Linked DNA regions of Homo sapiens: region 2 is linked to region 1. The links are chromatin contacts, found by Hi-C in ENCODE. All regions are on one chromosome and are shown on one strand. Each heading gives the region's core, a stretch centred on a gene start or an enhancer-like site at or near the end of the contact. The rest is flanking DNA. Distances are from core to core; before and after follow the strand shown.

Region 1 (7,794 bases), core at 1,757-4,256:
TTCCACTTTCCATTCAACGGTAAACTCCAGATTCCAAACAATGTTAGGGCCAAACAGCATTGCAACTATGAGAGAAAATTCTGAGGAGGGTTAAAACTAGACCTCAGAACCTCTGCCGAGAGTGTCCTCTTTGGAGTGGCTGGGATCCACAGAACCCACACAGCATCCTCCTGTGGGGTCCAATCTTAGAGTTCCAGATGTCTCTGGCCTCAGGTGGGTGCCACATGCAGGTTTTCCTCTCCAGAGCCTACTATGAGCTTTATAGGAATAGCCATGAACTGTAATGAGAAGGACTGGATGCCGGGTGGGCCTTTTTGTTCCTCAGCCAGTTGAATATGATAAGTAAAGAATTTAGCATAAGAAAAGTTTATGTCCCCTGAAACACATGTGAGTTTGCCCTGAGCTGTGGTGCATGTAGGGATCAGGGACCACACTTGGAAAAGATAAAAAAACTTTTTAATGATTGCCATTCTAACTGGTGTGAGATGGTATCTCATTGTGGTTTTGATTTGCATTTCTCTGATGGCCAGTGATGGTGAGCATTTTTTCATGTGTTTTTTGGCTGCATAAATGTCTTCTTTTGAGAAGCGTCTGTTCATGTCCTTCGCCCACTTTTTGATAGGGTTGTTTGTTTTTTTCTTGTAAATTTGTTTGAGTTCATTGTAGATTCTGGATATTAGCCCTTTGTCAGATGAGTAGGTTGCAAAAATTTTCTCCCATTTTGTAGGTTGCCTGTTCACTCTGATGGTAGTTTCTTTTGCTGTGCAGAAGCTCTTTAGTTTAATTAGATCCTATTTGTCAATTTTGGCTTTTGTTGCCATTACTTTTGGTGTTTTAGACATGAAGTCCTTGCCCATGCCTATACTATGCAGCCATAAAAAATGATGAGCTCTTGTCCTTTGTAGGGACATGGATGAAATTGGAAATCATCATTCTCAGTAAACTATCGCAAGAACAAAAAACCAAAACCACATATTCTCACTCATAGGTGGGAATTGAACAATGAGAACACATGGACACAGGAAGGGGAACATCACACTCTGGGGACTGTTGTGCGGTGGGGGGAGGGGGAAGGGATAGCTTTAGGAGATATACCTAATGCTAAATGACGAGTTAATGGGTGCAGCACACCAGCATGGCACATGTATACAGATGTAACTAACCCGCACATTGTGCACATGTACCCTAAAACTTAAAGTATAATAATAATAAAATAAAAATAAAGAAAGAAAGAAAGAAAGAAATAACAAAAAAAGAAAAGATAAAAAAACAACTCCTTCCCACTTGGGGCAGGGCAATTATACCCATTCATTCTTAGGCCTTCAGGCAGTACTAGGGAGTGACCCCAGCCGATTGCCCTCAATTTCCAAGGAGCCAGTAGGCAACAGCCTCTGAAAGACTGAAAAAGAAAGTGGGATGGGAGTGGGGGGCGGGAAGGTGGAAATGAAAAAGACCAAGGTTCCTTAAGCTAATGAAGAGGTGGCGGTCAGCCTTCTCCACATGGAAACCCCTTAGTTTCACTGGCCATGGCCAGAAACCTGCAGTTGCTTCCATGTTTACCTGCTTCCCACCAAGGGTCCCAAGTTGGAAAGGAAAAGAGAGAGGGAGAGAGAGAGAGAGAGCCCCTGAATGGAGCAGAAAGGAAAGGGAGAAAAATGAATCCCAAACTTTGGGCTTATCTCTTCCTTCTGGCTGGCTCGCCAAAATATGTTAATGGTGGAAGGTGTCTAGGCTCTTGACGTCCTCAACAAAGAGTTGGACAAAATGCACAAAGCAAGGAGGGAAGGGTTTTATTGAAAATGAAAGCACACTCCACAATGTGGGAGCGGGCCTGAGCATAGGGGATCAAAGGCCCTGTTACAGAGGTTTTTTGAGTTTAAATATCCACTAGAGGATTACATTGGTGACTTGGTGTACACCCCATGTAAAGGGAGAGGATGAAATAAAGTTACAAAGTCATTTATAGTGTATGCCCTATGGAGAGGATATTTCCTGTTATAGCTCAAGTGTGAACTAGCCTCATATTCTCTGCCTCCAGACCCTATTTTCCTGCCTCGTTAGGACAGCTATGTTATTGTGGCTAGGCCAGAAGTTCCTGCTCATCCCTCACTGTGGTGTAAATGCTACAACATCCTTCCCACTTCACAGATGAGCAAAGGCAGTCTCAGAGACATTGAGAGACATGCCTGGGTTCACACTGTAAAGTTTTTGCAACGCAATAGCTTAAACATTAAAAATATTGATTTAACACGTTACCATTTTTTATGTCAGCAATAAGGGAGATTTGCATAAAGGAGTCAGATGTTCCTTGTACTAGTTTTCTGTTTGTAATTTTTGTAGCTTTGACATTATCTCCAAATTAAAGTTTACAGAAAAAGTGATCATGTTTTGACTCCCACTAAAGCCAGCCCTCGGGCTCCATGCTTTTCATGCATTGTCTGCAATTCTCCTATGGCTTGCACGTGGACATCAGTCCACTCCACAGATGGGGAAACTGAGGCTTGGTGTAGGTGGGCAACCTGCCACAGGTCCTGATGGAACTGGTTAGGCGTCTGCACCCAGGTGCCTGTGCCTCCCAAGCCCATATTCTTTCCATCCCCTTGAGTGGCCTCTGTAGTCAGTCTTCAAAGACCTGTCCTTTAGGGTTTAAATAAAGTGTTCACAATTTGGGACTCAGTTGTCCTGTGTCCCCAGATTTGGAAACCTCTCCCTGTTTGGTGCCTTCCACCCTTCAGAAGTCAGCTCAGCCTCTCTCTTCAGAAACAAGATCTGAAGTCCTCATTATCCAGCAAAGATGAGGAGGAGGAGGAGGAGGAGGAGGAGGGGGAGGGCCAAGAGGAGGTCTCAGTGGCTTCACTGATGACAAAGAGGCAGCTGGAGGCTCCCTGAAGAGACCAAAGCCCAGGAGCAAAGGCTGGAAACCTTCCAGAAGCGGAACCAGAGCCAACAATAGAGGAGCAGCAATTAAAACTCCACTGGCCTGGGCCCAAGGGGCGGCACCTCCCAGTGCCTTGTGCCTGCCTGGGGAGGTCCTGCCTGCGGAGATGACTCAGCACAGCCCAGGGGCAGGCCTGCAGCGACCTGTGGGGCAAAACCCAGAGCAGAGGTGGGGCCATTCAGCACCACTTTCCCACCCAGCTGAGAGCTGGCAGACCACACCAGGCACCACCACCAGGCTTCCTGCAGGGCAATGCAGGCACCAAGAGAAGAACCCCAGCGGTGGACACATCTCACTCATTTTAAAGCTCTAAACAGAAGTCGTTGTTTAATCTCCCATTGAAGTTGGATTATCTCTGCTTCTGCTAATAAAAGCTGTCATTTATGGAGCACTTACACCAGCAACATTTTATCAAAGGGAATATGATGTTCCTCATGTTGAAGGTGAGGCTCGGGTCATTTAAATAATTTTCTCAAATCATGTGGCTAAGAGGAACAGAAACTATTGCTTACACAAAAATCTCCTTTATACCAAATCTCATGCTTTTGACCAGTGGTCAGACTGCTGGTGTTGGTCTTCACATGTGCTGCAGCCTACATGGTCGGGCGTCCAGCCCTCCCATGGGTCGAGTCCTCATTCTAATCTATCCCTTAGGGGCTGTGCACTCATCTGGCCACTCTGGTCCTCTTGAAAGGCTTTGCTGGTTGACTCACACTCCGCGGGTTTCCTCCTGAACGGCACACATTTTGGCGGCTCCCCTCCCCTCCTCACCCTCTGGGTGCTGGATGCCCAGGGCTCCCTCCCAGCCTTCCTTCCATCCCGGCCCTCACTCCCTGCCTTGGTGTTCTGGCTCACTTGTACCCATAGCTCTATGGACCCTCTCCCCCAGCCTCTCAGCCTCCCTCTCCAGTCTGGACTCAAGATTGGAATCTCTGCCAGGACATCTTGTAACATCTCAGACCTCTTTTTTTTTTTTTTTTTTTTGAGAGTCTCACTCTGTTGTGTAGGCTGGAGTGCGGTGGCATGATCTCAACTCACTGCAACCTCTGCCTCCCAGGTTCAAGAGATTCTCCTGTCTCAGTCTCCTGAGTAGCTGGGACTACAGGTGTGCACCACCACACCCAGCTAATTTATTTATTTATGTTTTGTATTTTTAGTAGAGATGGGGTTTCACCACATTGGCCAGGCTGGTCTTGAACTTCTGGCTTCAAGTGTTCTCCACCTGCCTCAGCCTCCCAAAGTGCTGGGATTACAGGCGTGAGCTGCCACACCCAGCCTCTGACCTCTTATACTATCTCAGACCTCATGTGCCCAGGCCAGAAGTCTCCACTTTCTCCCCCACACCTGTTTTTATGCCAGTATTTCCCATTGCAGTTAACAGCGTCAACTTTACTCAGATGCCCAAGCCCCAACCTAGGACACACCCTTAATTTCTACTTTTTCTTCACCTGCCTCCTCCAGCCAGGGAACCAGAAAGCTGTTGGGCCTCTGTCTTCCAAACATACCCCAACTCTATCCACTTATCCCACGGGTTTTCCACCACCTGGTCAGGCTCCAGCCGTGCAGCCAGGACCCCTTGCCTCAGTTTCCCACCTGGACCCCCTTGTCGCCTATGAGCCTTTCTCTATAGGGCACTGGCATGTGGCTCTGTGAAATGCGCTCCCCGGTCCTCCCCTCCCATGGTTTCCACCCTCTGAGGAACATCCAGACGCTTACGTTTACCCCAGGACCCTGACGAGTCTGCCTCCTCCTCCTGCCCTGAGCCATATCCTTCCCAATCTCCCAGGGCGCCTTCTGCTGCTGCCTTTGTTGCCTTCCTGGAAACTTTGAAATATTTCTCAAGCTGGGATCCCTGGATGAGCAGCATCAGCATCCCCTGGGACCTTGCTAGAAATGCAAATTCTCGGATCTCAACCCAGACCTACTGCCTCAGAAGTTCTGGGGATGTGCCTGGCAACGCGCATTTAACAATGTTAAGTAGACTCAATTGTGTCCTCCAAAATTCATACGTTGAAGCCCTAAGCCCAGTGTGACTGTGTTGGAGATAGGCCTTTAAAGAGGTAATTAAGGTTAAATGATGTCATTAGGGCGGGTCCTAATCTGGTAGCACCTGTGTCCTTTTAAAGAGAGGAGGACACAGACACACACGGCGGAAAGTCCATGTAAGGACGCAGGGAGAAGACGGCTGTCTGCAAGCCAAGGAGAGAGGCCTCAGGAGAAACCCCCTTGCCCACACCTTGATCTTGGACTTCCAGCCTCCAGGACCATGAGAGAATGCATTCCTGTTGTTTCAGCCCACCAGTCTGTGTCTTTGTCACAGTGGCCTGAACAGGCTAAGATGGGGTGGGTCTGGGAAGCTCCGCCCTAGCATGCCAAGCTGGGTCCTGCCTGGGCATCTTCACCGGAGCTTTGCCTCTGCTGGACGCAGCTGCTTCCACTCTCCTACAGCTGGCTTCTTCACTGCAGAGAGGCCTGCAATGGGATGTTGTTCTCTTGAAGGACCCCTCCCTGATGTCTAAGGACAGTGGCCCTGCCACAGCCCTGCTCAGTCCCCCACCTTCCCCTGCTTTCCAGCGATCGCCCTGTGTCCCCTCCAGCAGACAGTCTATCACTATGAATCCTCTTGCTTCTTTGTGGCTGTTTGCCCTGTGTATCCTGCACACTATGACATGAAATACTTAAAAGCAGGATTCTCATTTCTTGTTCAACATTTAATTTCCAGCACCAAAGATAGTTCCTTCAATAGACAGTAAGTGCTCGATAGTTGGTGAATGGAAAGGAAACCTCCCTCTTGATATAACAGAGATGGGAAAGGTCAGGGAGGCCTGGGAGTACATTTTGAATGGCTTCTAGCCTTGGATGCCCAGATACCACACATACATTCAAGGACCCAACCTACAAGGGCAGGTACATGAACTCTGAAGCTGGACTCCTGGAATCCAGATCTGGGCTCAGCCACTGACCAGTCTCATGTTATGTGACCTCAGTTATGTGACCTCAACTCTCTAATAATAGGAAATGGTTCTATTGCTGTTACCATGATGATGATGATTGAAGCACAGAAAGAAAAGCCAAATGCCATGAATTCTTGTTCCTCTGAATGTCTGAGCAAGTGAGGATCAGAGGAGGACTGTGGAGGGAACCACTCCTTTAATAAAAATTCTGTGGCCCTTCCTCTGAAAGCCACTCCAGACCCCACCGAGTCCTGGCTGTCACGCTGCACAGCACAGGGGCCAGCATCCACACTGCACCTGTGTGGCCCTCCTTGGGCGTACAGACCACCTACCAGACCCCCAACTTGCAGCACTGAGTCCCAGGACCATGGAGACTGGGAGCCTCTTCTGCATGCAAGGACGGGCTTAGTGTTGATGAGCCTGGGGAAACATCTTTGCTGTCAAGTCTTCCATTTCTGCAGAAGGGATTCAGCCATGAAAACTTGACAGGAAAATCATGACTTCCAAATTACATATGCAAATTCCTTTCCTTTCTAGATGTTGATGTCTCTCCAAATCTCTCGCGGTTCATGCATTGGATACCTTGCCTGACCCAGCAGGCTGCAGGATGAGGAGCACAGTGAGGAGCTGGGGTCTCACTCCCACAGGTGGGCCCCAGAAGCACAGAGCAGGGGCAGGAGCAGACTGGATGATGGATGGCACAGGGTCCCTCCGGGATCAGAGGTTTCTTTTTGGCCTGGCAGCAGAGGTGGTTATCCCAAGACTAGCTCATGTCTTGTTGTGGCACCCACTTCTACATTCTGGAGAATTCAAGGTGAGAATACACATGTAGTGAGAATATGTGAATTACTGATTTTTTAACTTCTATGAACTTTTTGGCTCCAGGCTGCTTACTGACTGCTTTATATTGCTGTAATCTTTAGTATTTCTGGCTGGATTTTGTCATTTTAAAATATGAGATGATAAACCACTACAATTGATTTTGGTTTTGATTAAATTTGGAGTAATATGGTCCTATCAGTGAGGATTAAATTTGGACTGTAGGCTGGCATAAAACTCAGCCAACTGCTATTTGTGGGAGAGTAACAAAAAGTATTTCTCCCCTTAGTAAGAGACTTCTATGGCTAAAGCATCGCCTACATACTCTTGTTCATCCCACACCTGACCACCCCCTGAAAATACATCTTCTTAGCTAAATATGGCCTCCTGGATGAACTGTTTATGGACAGGCTCACTGATGGATGCATGGATGGATGGATGGGTGGATGGAGATTTTAGAGGATAATTCTATTAGGGGATAAATTCACACATGAGCTGCAAAAGTCAGATAAGATTCAAAGTGTTCTGAGTTCTTGTGAAGTGAGACTTTTCCCACTAAAAGTGCATTTGAAGAATGAGCAGAATTTGCAGAGCAACAATTTATACTCTGGATGCCCTATGTATAATGAGACGAAAGGAAACAATGTCTGTTCCCAACAGGATAGAGTTCCAGTGAAAAGACATTCTACTTTCTATTCAAAGACATGTTTTAAGGCTCCAAATGGGTGAATCCACATTGCATATACCTGGATGGTTTCTGATATGTTAGGTTTATGTCTGTAAGAAGCTAGTATCGGCTGACAGAGGAAGCACTGTCTGGAAGACGTCCTTGCAGAAAGGGGTGTCCTATGACCTAGGACTCTTTTTCTGAGTTTCAGAGAAAAAAAAATTTTTCCCCTAAGCTTTGCTGAATATTATGTCTTTTTAAGATTTTTTTTTAGTCTAAAAGCTTAGATTAGTAAGTACTATATGGCAGAAATTCTGCTAAACACTTTCCCTGAAATGTGAGTACAACAAGTAATTCCCATTTTACAGATGAGGAGAGGAAGATTTAAGGAACATTCCAATGTAGATCTAATTCCA
Region 2 (7,794 bases), core at 1,551-4,050, 180 kb before region 1:
GCTCATTAACAGAATGCCCACTTAACACGAAATACTTGGTTTCGTTTGGAGAAATCCATTTATCTGGAGGAGGGCTACACATAAAGTATCACTCTTGATGAAGTATAGAAAACTGAACTTATAAGTCAGTTATTCAAAATGTGTCACCACATAAATTATGGCAAATTTTACATGTGCATTTGAGAGGGAAAAACCTTCCCTTTTTCATTAGGATTGTATTATTTTTATAAGTTGGAACCTCATTTTTCCCTGAAACTGTATCTAATTGAGTTTGCCTCAGCTGAAATCTCGCATCTGACCGCAAGCAGTCACACAGACACACACACACGCATGCAGATTGAGGCATGCCCTGTGAACATCCTTTCCCTGATGCTCTTCTCTGCTGCTGCCAAGCCCCCACTCCTTGCTTTTTAATTCTGGTCAGTCACTATGCTGCACATTATGACTTAACTTTTCATAACATTCTCTTGCCTTATCCTTCCCCTTTGATGCCCTTCCTCTTACTTTTCCTCCTCCACCTGCCCTGATGAAGTTTGCACCATGCACTGCATCTCTCCCTCCCCCTGGCTTGGCTGGAAATGAGCTTCTGCGGTCTGCTGTGGCCACTGTCACAGGATCCTGCCTGCCTGAGGACACACATCGCATGTCATCCATCTTTGAAGCACCCCGGGGCTCATTTCCTTTTAATTTACAAGCTTTTCAGAAACTTCTGCCTTTCTGAAATTGTCATTGTTAAGCATTCTAAACATTCAAATGCCTGGCAGATGGTCCTGCTTCATAAGACTGAAATACTGTCTGATAGCTCACCTTCAATCATGTCTTCCAGTTATGTTAAGGGAAAATAAAATACCAGCTCGGGCGCTGTAGCTCATGCCTGCAATCCCAGCACTTTGGGAGGCCAAGGCGGGTGGATCACTTGAGTTCAGCAGTTCGAGACCAGCCTTTCCAAGATGGCAAAACCCTGTCTCTAGTAAAAATACAAAAATTAGCCGGGCGTGGTGGCACGCTCCTGTAATCCCAGTTACTCAGGAGGCTGAGGCAGGAGAATCCCTTGAACCAGGGAGGCAGAGGTTGCAGTGAGCCCAGACCACACCATTGCACTCCGGCCTGGGTGACAGATTCTGTCTCAAAAAAAAAAAAAAAAAAAAAAAATCAAATACCAGTTGGATACTCTTTGTTTGCTCATTTTAAGAAAATGTCTTGCCAGGCGAGAAACCATCAGAGAGCTTGTGTGACACGGTATTTTGTTGGCTGAAGTATGCATCCAGACCAAATAGCTTCTGCCACTTTTCTTCTTCTAAATACTTAAAATGCCATCCCCCAGGCATTCCATGGGGTACTTGGCCAAAAAAGAGCGATCATTTCCTACTCGCCTCACCCTCTAGAAATGAGATTCCTAAGTTCCATTGTCCTGCCCATTCATGGTGATCAGTTCACATGAAGCTGGCATGCTTCATGGTTCTTTCTTTGCCGCTTCCTCGGAATCAGTGCAGGATTTCCAGGATGCCAGAAGACAGCTCAGGATTTGGCTCAGGGATTCAGCTTAAGGAGTGTCTGTCAGGAAGGCTGTGCCCTGAGGATAAGGAAATGCAAAGACAAAGACAGAGAACACCCTCTTGGGAAGGAAAGTTGGCCTTGCCCTTACCCAAGACTGTGCCAGCCACCACAGATGAGAAGCAGCATTCTCCCCATTCTCACCTCACCAGGAGCTTTGACAGACCTGAGCTGCTCTGCCCAACAGACCCCAGGGAGTGCCCGTTCGCCTCATCTGGTTTATGTCACATTGTTCTGCCTTGAGTCCTGTCAACACCTGTATCTGAAGAAAAGCCAGTGTGGATAACAGGTTCTGGAATCTTCCCTCCCACTCGATTCTTTAACAAAGCCTTAAAAAAAAAAAAAAAAGTTGTAAAGCCTTTCAAAAGGGGGCAGCATCGTCTAAGGAGAGGAGGCTGCAGGCAGCAACAGGAACATATTTCTAGTTTCATCTTTCTAGTTTATTCTATCACTAGGGAGCTGAGCCATCCTGAGTAGCTCTGTCTGGGCCTCAGTTTTTCTAATTTATTATATCACTAGGGCACAGAGCCATCTTGAGTAGCTCTGTCTGGGCCTCAGTTTTTCTCACCATCAAAACAGCAAACATCATGTCCTTCTAAGAGGATCTGATCCCATTTAGAAGAGCCTCTGCTGAGAGGATTGTTGATTGCCAGCTCAGAGTATACTTATTGTAACCAAAACATATCCCTTAACCTTGAAACAGAAATCAACATCTGAATTCCTCAATAGCCATGTCAAAAGATCTACTCAGGCTTTTAGTAGACTTGATTAAATGAGTCAAGGTATAATTGTATTTGTAGGATGGACACCTTTGAGAAATGGAAACAAAATGACCATTTCTCTTTTTTTTTTTTTAAATCGATTTAAACAGAAAGATTTCAGGTACAGCATCTCCTGTTTGTCCCTGGAAGTGTATTGTGCAGTACAGTAAGGGGTTGAAGTACACCAAGCCCCTTTTTGTTGTATGAACAGATTGATCCATCTTAGGCTGTGTGATGGGTGTGCTCGTGAGGCAGCTCTGTGAGGATATCTTCAAGAATTTTGGCAAAGGGAAATGGACCATGGCAGTCTGTGCTGACTCGAAATAGGGATGTTTACGTTGAACATGCTCAGCTTCTTGTCTGGTACTGATCTCTGATCAATTATAAGTCAATGAGCGAGGGAGACAACGTGTTCTCTGCGGTACCTGTGAGCCCTGAAAGTATTCCAGGAACACCCTGCACTCTCAGTGCCCTATCAGGTTCTATGGGGCACTTGTGCTGTCAGGGCCGTGCCCCTGCTGCCTGGTGCTAGATCTGCATAGCTCCTTGTCCCTGTCAGTGGAGTAGTGTTTTGTCGTCACAATGAAAGTCAAATAAAAGGAAAATAAGCTTTGCTGAGATGAGTACATTTTAAACAGAAGCAATCAAATATGTACATATATATATACGCACACACACACCCATGCATACATAAATGTTTGTGTGTGTGTAAATTTAAAATTAGGACCCATGTCAAAAGCACTTGTGGCAGATGATACTGGTTTTATTTTGAGCTGGCACTCAGATCTGGAAACGGTTAGCTTCCTCTTCTTCCTGTCTTCTCTCCCCAGATGCGCGTATGAGAGTCAAATCACTGATGTTTTACACTGAATGTAAGGAGTTAATTGGCTATCAGTGGTGTGGTGACATGGACACAGAGAGTTTTGCATTGTCTTTGGTGGGCGCCATTGAATTCGACTATCCATTGAATGACAGCAGCTGGCCTGGAGGAAGTTTAAATCCCACCAACCTAAGTCCCATGAAGCCTGAGATAGAAGGTTCTGTTTGCTTAGTTTTCTTTTCTGTTATTCATTGCTTTTTCTTAATGATTTATCTGGTTGCACTTGCAACTCCTGAGAAAATTTGATAAGATCATGACTGCCAACATCTGTGGATTTTGGTGCCAACCTTTGGTGAGAGCTATGACTCACTTCCCTACAAAAAAAGAACTTGATATTAAAAACATGTATATATTGACAAGCTTGGACAGGAAATCAAACCTCTCTTGCAGGCAAGCAGTGGCCTGTCCCTCATGAACTTTGCCACTTTGTAGCAGGAGACAACCAAGGAAACTGGGATAATAGGGGGGGCCAAGCTGTTTTGACTCCAGACTGCATGCATTAAGCTCTTGGTTTTCCCTTTGACTTCGTATTGATATGAGTCAGGACTTTAAAGGACTCAATACTTCACAATGTTTTCCTCCCACATTATTCTGTGGATTGCTTTCTAAATTCTGCGCACAAATTCCAAAAGTAGGGAAAGAAGATAGAAATGAAGCACAAGTATTCGCTGGACAACATAAAGTTTTTGGCTTCCCATGGGTTGAAGGTTGAGAAACACTGTTGAGTAGCAGAACTGAGAAGAGGGTCTGGTGGCTCAGGACCACTGGACCCTGCAATCGACCTCCTTGGGAGCATTGTGGGAGGTGGGAAGAGATATTTGTTAATTGTGTAGAGCAAATTAGGGGAGAAAAATCATCTGTTCTATTGAAATTCAGTTAAGTTCCAGAGTCACAGATGAAGGCCTCATGAGGAGCCCATTGTCTGAAGATAATCAATATCAGAACTTCTAGGAGGACTGGGATGGGGTGCACTTCCGCCTTCTGACTTTCTGCCATTCAAGGTCATCTCAGTGTGGCCCTCATGAGGTCATGGCCACCCAAAATAGGTATCAGAGAAGAAGGAAACCACATATATTAGACACTTCTAATGTGCTTTATCTAAATTACTTCATTTAATGCTTGTAACAACTTTGAAGGAAATGGATTTTTCCCCATTTTAAAGATGGGGATGTACCTACTTTATGGGGTCTATTCCCATTCCTTACCTTAAAAAATAGATAATGCAAAATGTCCAGGATGCTTATGACAGCAAAAAAAATTATGAATTAAAACCTGAAATCAATATGAAATGGAAGGGGGCTGTAAAGTTCTTTTAAGGGAGTATTCTGCACAGACCTTCCTTAAGTGCTCAGGGCACTTACAGGACAGAGGTGGATTCACAGCAGTATTGATTGATCAGTCAGGCAGGCATAGTTGTGGTGAGGACCGAGGACAAGAGGAACTGGGAGTTCCATGTCTAGACAGGGTGGAATGAAGACAAGCAATTAGATATGTGGTTGTGGAATGCACTGCCATGGACATCGTGTTTCTGGGACGTCAGATGGGGCATGTGTGCTTTAGAGATAGCAGGTGGCATGGGTACAGGTGTGTAGTTCTTTGACTACCACAGCTTTAAGCATCCTCCAAAATGTGTGTTCACATGTGTGAGTGCACGTTTGTGAGTGTGTGCACATGTGCGTGAGTGTGTGCATGTGCAGTCACTGTCAGCAGACGTTATGGATGAGGAAACAGAACAGTGTGGAAGGTCCCAGTGTCCATGCTCTGGCCATATGCTAAGTGACTACTGATGAGGAAAGATGGGGTTTGCATTCCCCCTGGATCTGGGGGTGTTTGTACAAACCAGCCATCCAGCAAAACACCTTTCCAGCTCCAGAACTGTGAATAGCAAAATCCCTTCTCTGGTTTGCTTCCTGTGCTTCATTTAGTCTTCTAGATCCTGCAGGGTTAAATAAATCTTGAGTTGCATCTCCCTGAGTCCTCCCTGTTGCCATGGAGGTGGATGTAAGGCAGAGTTTATTTTGCATGGCTTATTTGCTTAGTAATGACTATGATGGCTGCAGAACTCAAGGACTCAAGGGAACAATTTACATTTTTCTGTAGGAGCCTAAATAGGCATTGACGAGTGTTCTGGGTGTTAGTTTCTTTTCTGTTATATCACCGTCACCTGTTTCCTATGGGAACTCTGCACCTGATAGCCAAAGCATCGGGCATCGTTGATATTCAGTGTCTGCAGGGAAGCACTAATGGCGTAAAAAGCAGCCTTCATGGAGTGCTTTGTCCTTTGGCTTTAATATTTAAGCACAAGAAAATCTGTGACTCAATTTTTTTTCAGGAAAACAAATGATAGTATAACTGGTAGAGCAACAGCATTTGTGTCTGAGCACAAATAATACTGGGCTATTGTTTAATATGATGGATTTCCTTTATATCTTCATTTTAAATATGGAGAACTAGTTGTTCAAATGAAATCTTACCCACAAGCTTATTATGTAAAATATGAAAGCATAGTGACCCAGAGGGTCATCTGTCTATTCATTGTCTCAGGAAGGTTGACTGAAGGGCCCTCCACCTACCAGGAACTGTTTGGAGCTGGGATTACATACAGTTCTCAGTAAAAATCAGTGATAATTACTGTCTTCATTGAGTTCACATCTTAATGGGAGACAAAGATACAAACAAGCAAGTGTAATAATCATAATAGCTAACACATATTGGGTACTTACTTTGTGCCAAGAACTCCTTTTTTTTTTTTTAAAGAAGTGGGATCTCACTCTGTCTTCCAATGACACCAGCATGGCTCACTACAGCCTCAAACTCAGGCTCAAGAGATCCTCCCACCTTAGCATCCCAAGTAGCTAGCACTAAAGGTGAGCATGACCACACCCAGCCAATGTGCCAAGAACTCTTTCAAGCTCTTTTACATCCAGTCACTCATTTGATTCACATGATAGCTTTGTAATGCAGGAACTATTATTTACCCCAGTTTTACAGGAGATAAACTGGGGTAGGGAGAAATTAAAAATTTGCCCAAGGTTTGTATCTTACTCCTGACACCAAAAAATACCTCGTCTAAGGTCAAAAGAAGGAATCAAACCCAGGTAGTGTCTCCAAGGTCTGTGGGCTTAACCCCTATACTGCATTGGCTCTCAGTGTTGACTGTGTCCATGGTAACAGGTGGAAGATCTGCCAGGGCTAGGAGAGAAGAGGCACCAGGACACAGCATGGTACCATCTTGTTTTCAGTTTGAAGTTAGAGTGCTGGTTCTGCTGGTTCCCCGAATGCTTTCTGCACTAGCACTTACATGATTCTATTAAGCAGACCTTAGGGAGAAAAAAGATTCAAAAAGTTTGTGTGTCCTGTAGCCTGCTCCGCCTGGTGTAGAAATTGTCCCTTGAGAGCAATTAGTGTGTTGGCTTGTATTTCTTTCAGCTTATTGGGTATCTGTCACTAAGTACGGTACTGATGGTCCTAGACAGTCTTCACAGCATACTGCTTATACCACATTGTCAGTTTTCATAACTTCTGAAAATTAGAAGAAACATAAGCCCCCTCCTGGCAACAAGTGGAGTACTTCCCAAGATGACCAAGACTGTTGGTGTCTTCCTCATGAAGATGTATTTCTTGATCAGTTCCTTCCTCTTTTTAGTGTCTAAGAGCTCATTCTGACAATGGGTTAAAGTTTTAAGGAGGCCAGTTCACACCTGCAGGTTGGTCAAGAAGTTTAAATGATTCTAGCTGCTAAGTGTTCTCTTAATGGCTTAAAGAGTCTGCCATGGCCTTCATGATTAAGAAAGGGAGCCTCACAGCATGAGTCTGTCCTGCAGCATCTTCTCCAGTTTTCCCTGGAAAGCTACAGGCAGGGCTTGCTCAGACCATTCAAGCTGACTGTAGAAACAGCTGCCGTTCAAGCTCAGGTGGACGGATTGGAACTTTGTCTTCATGTGAGCATTCATACGGGGAGAAGTCATCTCATACTGATTTGGTTTTCTGTTTGTCTCTTCCCCAACAGGGCTGTTTAACGACCCCCAACTCCCCATCCATGCACTCACGTTCTCTTACGCTGGGTCCATCCCTCTCGCTGGGCAGCATCTCAGGGGTGTCCGTGAAGTCGGAGATGAAGAAGCGCCGAGCCCCTCCTCCTCCAGGTTCAGGGCCACCTGTGCAAGACAAGGCATCGGAAAAGGTAGGGCAGTGGGCTGTTCTCACAACCAAAGCATCTTTTCAGTGACACAGTTGATTGTTCCAAAGCTCCCTGGGAACACAGTAATCCTTCATGTTTGTGGCTGTAGCGACTGGAGTGTTGGGGGCAAGTATTTAAGCTTTATTTAAAAGTAAAGGCAAGATGCCAGGAAGGGCTCATGATTTTAACTCTGAGAAGCTGAGTTCCCCAAGGCAGTCAGGATACACCCAGCAGCCCAGTCCTGCTCCCCACATACCCTAATATGTCAGATCCACCATGCAGCTGTAAAGATAAGGATGCAGTCTTCTTCCCTGGACTGAGATTTTTCTGACTGACTGCATCCCAGCTTCCTGTGGAGGCAGCATGCCACAAATGCCAACATTTACAGAAAGCAAATTCAGAGTCCATTCATTCTGTGG

Evidence for each region. A loop is a pair of places that touch in the nucleus more often than their neighbours do. Pooled maps may share reads with other maps.
Region 2: a loop to region 1 is called in a pooled map, with 2.0 times the contacts of the local background. The contact joins two enhancer-like sites. A Hi-C loop is called at or near these places in 2 of 168 maps with a recorded cell type or tissue (endometrial microvascular endothelial cells and endothelial cell of umbilical vein) and 4 of 50 pooled maps.

Annotation. Positions count from the first base shown.
Region 1 is chr7:50,958,348-50,966,141 of GRCh38, reverse strand. No RefSeq gene overlaps it. Among named protein-coding and RNA genes, the nearest start is that of GRB10, 180 kb to the right of the region's middle. RefSeq lists an enhancer at 2,509-3,024. Within about 2 kb of position 3,006, at least 2 of the 41 ENCODE cell types and tissues checked have a DNase peak (open chromatin) inside an H3K27ac peak, as active enhancers do.
Region 2 is chr7:51,135,742-51,143,535 of GRCh38, reverse strand. It overlaps COBL (cordon-bleu WH2 repeat protein), which reads left to right. Exons shown (of 13, transcript NM_015198.5): 6 at 7,205-7,378. Among named protein-coding and RNA genes, the nearest start is that of COBL, 180 kb to the left of the region's middle. Within about 2 kb of position 2,800, at least 5 of the 41 ENCODE cell types and tissues checked have a DNase peak (open chromatin) inside an H3K27ac peak, as active enhancers do.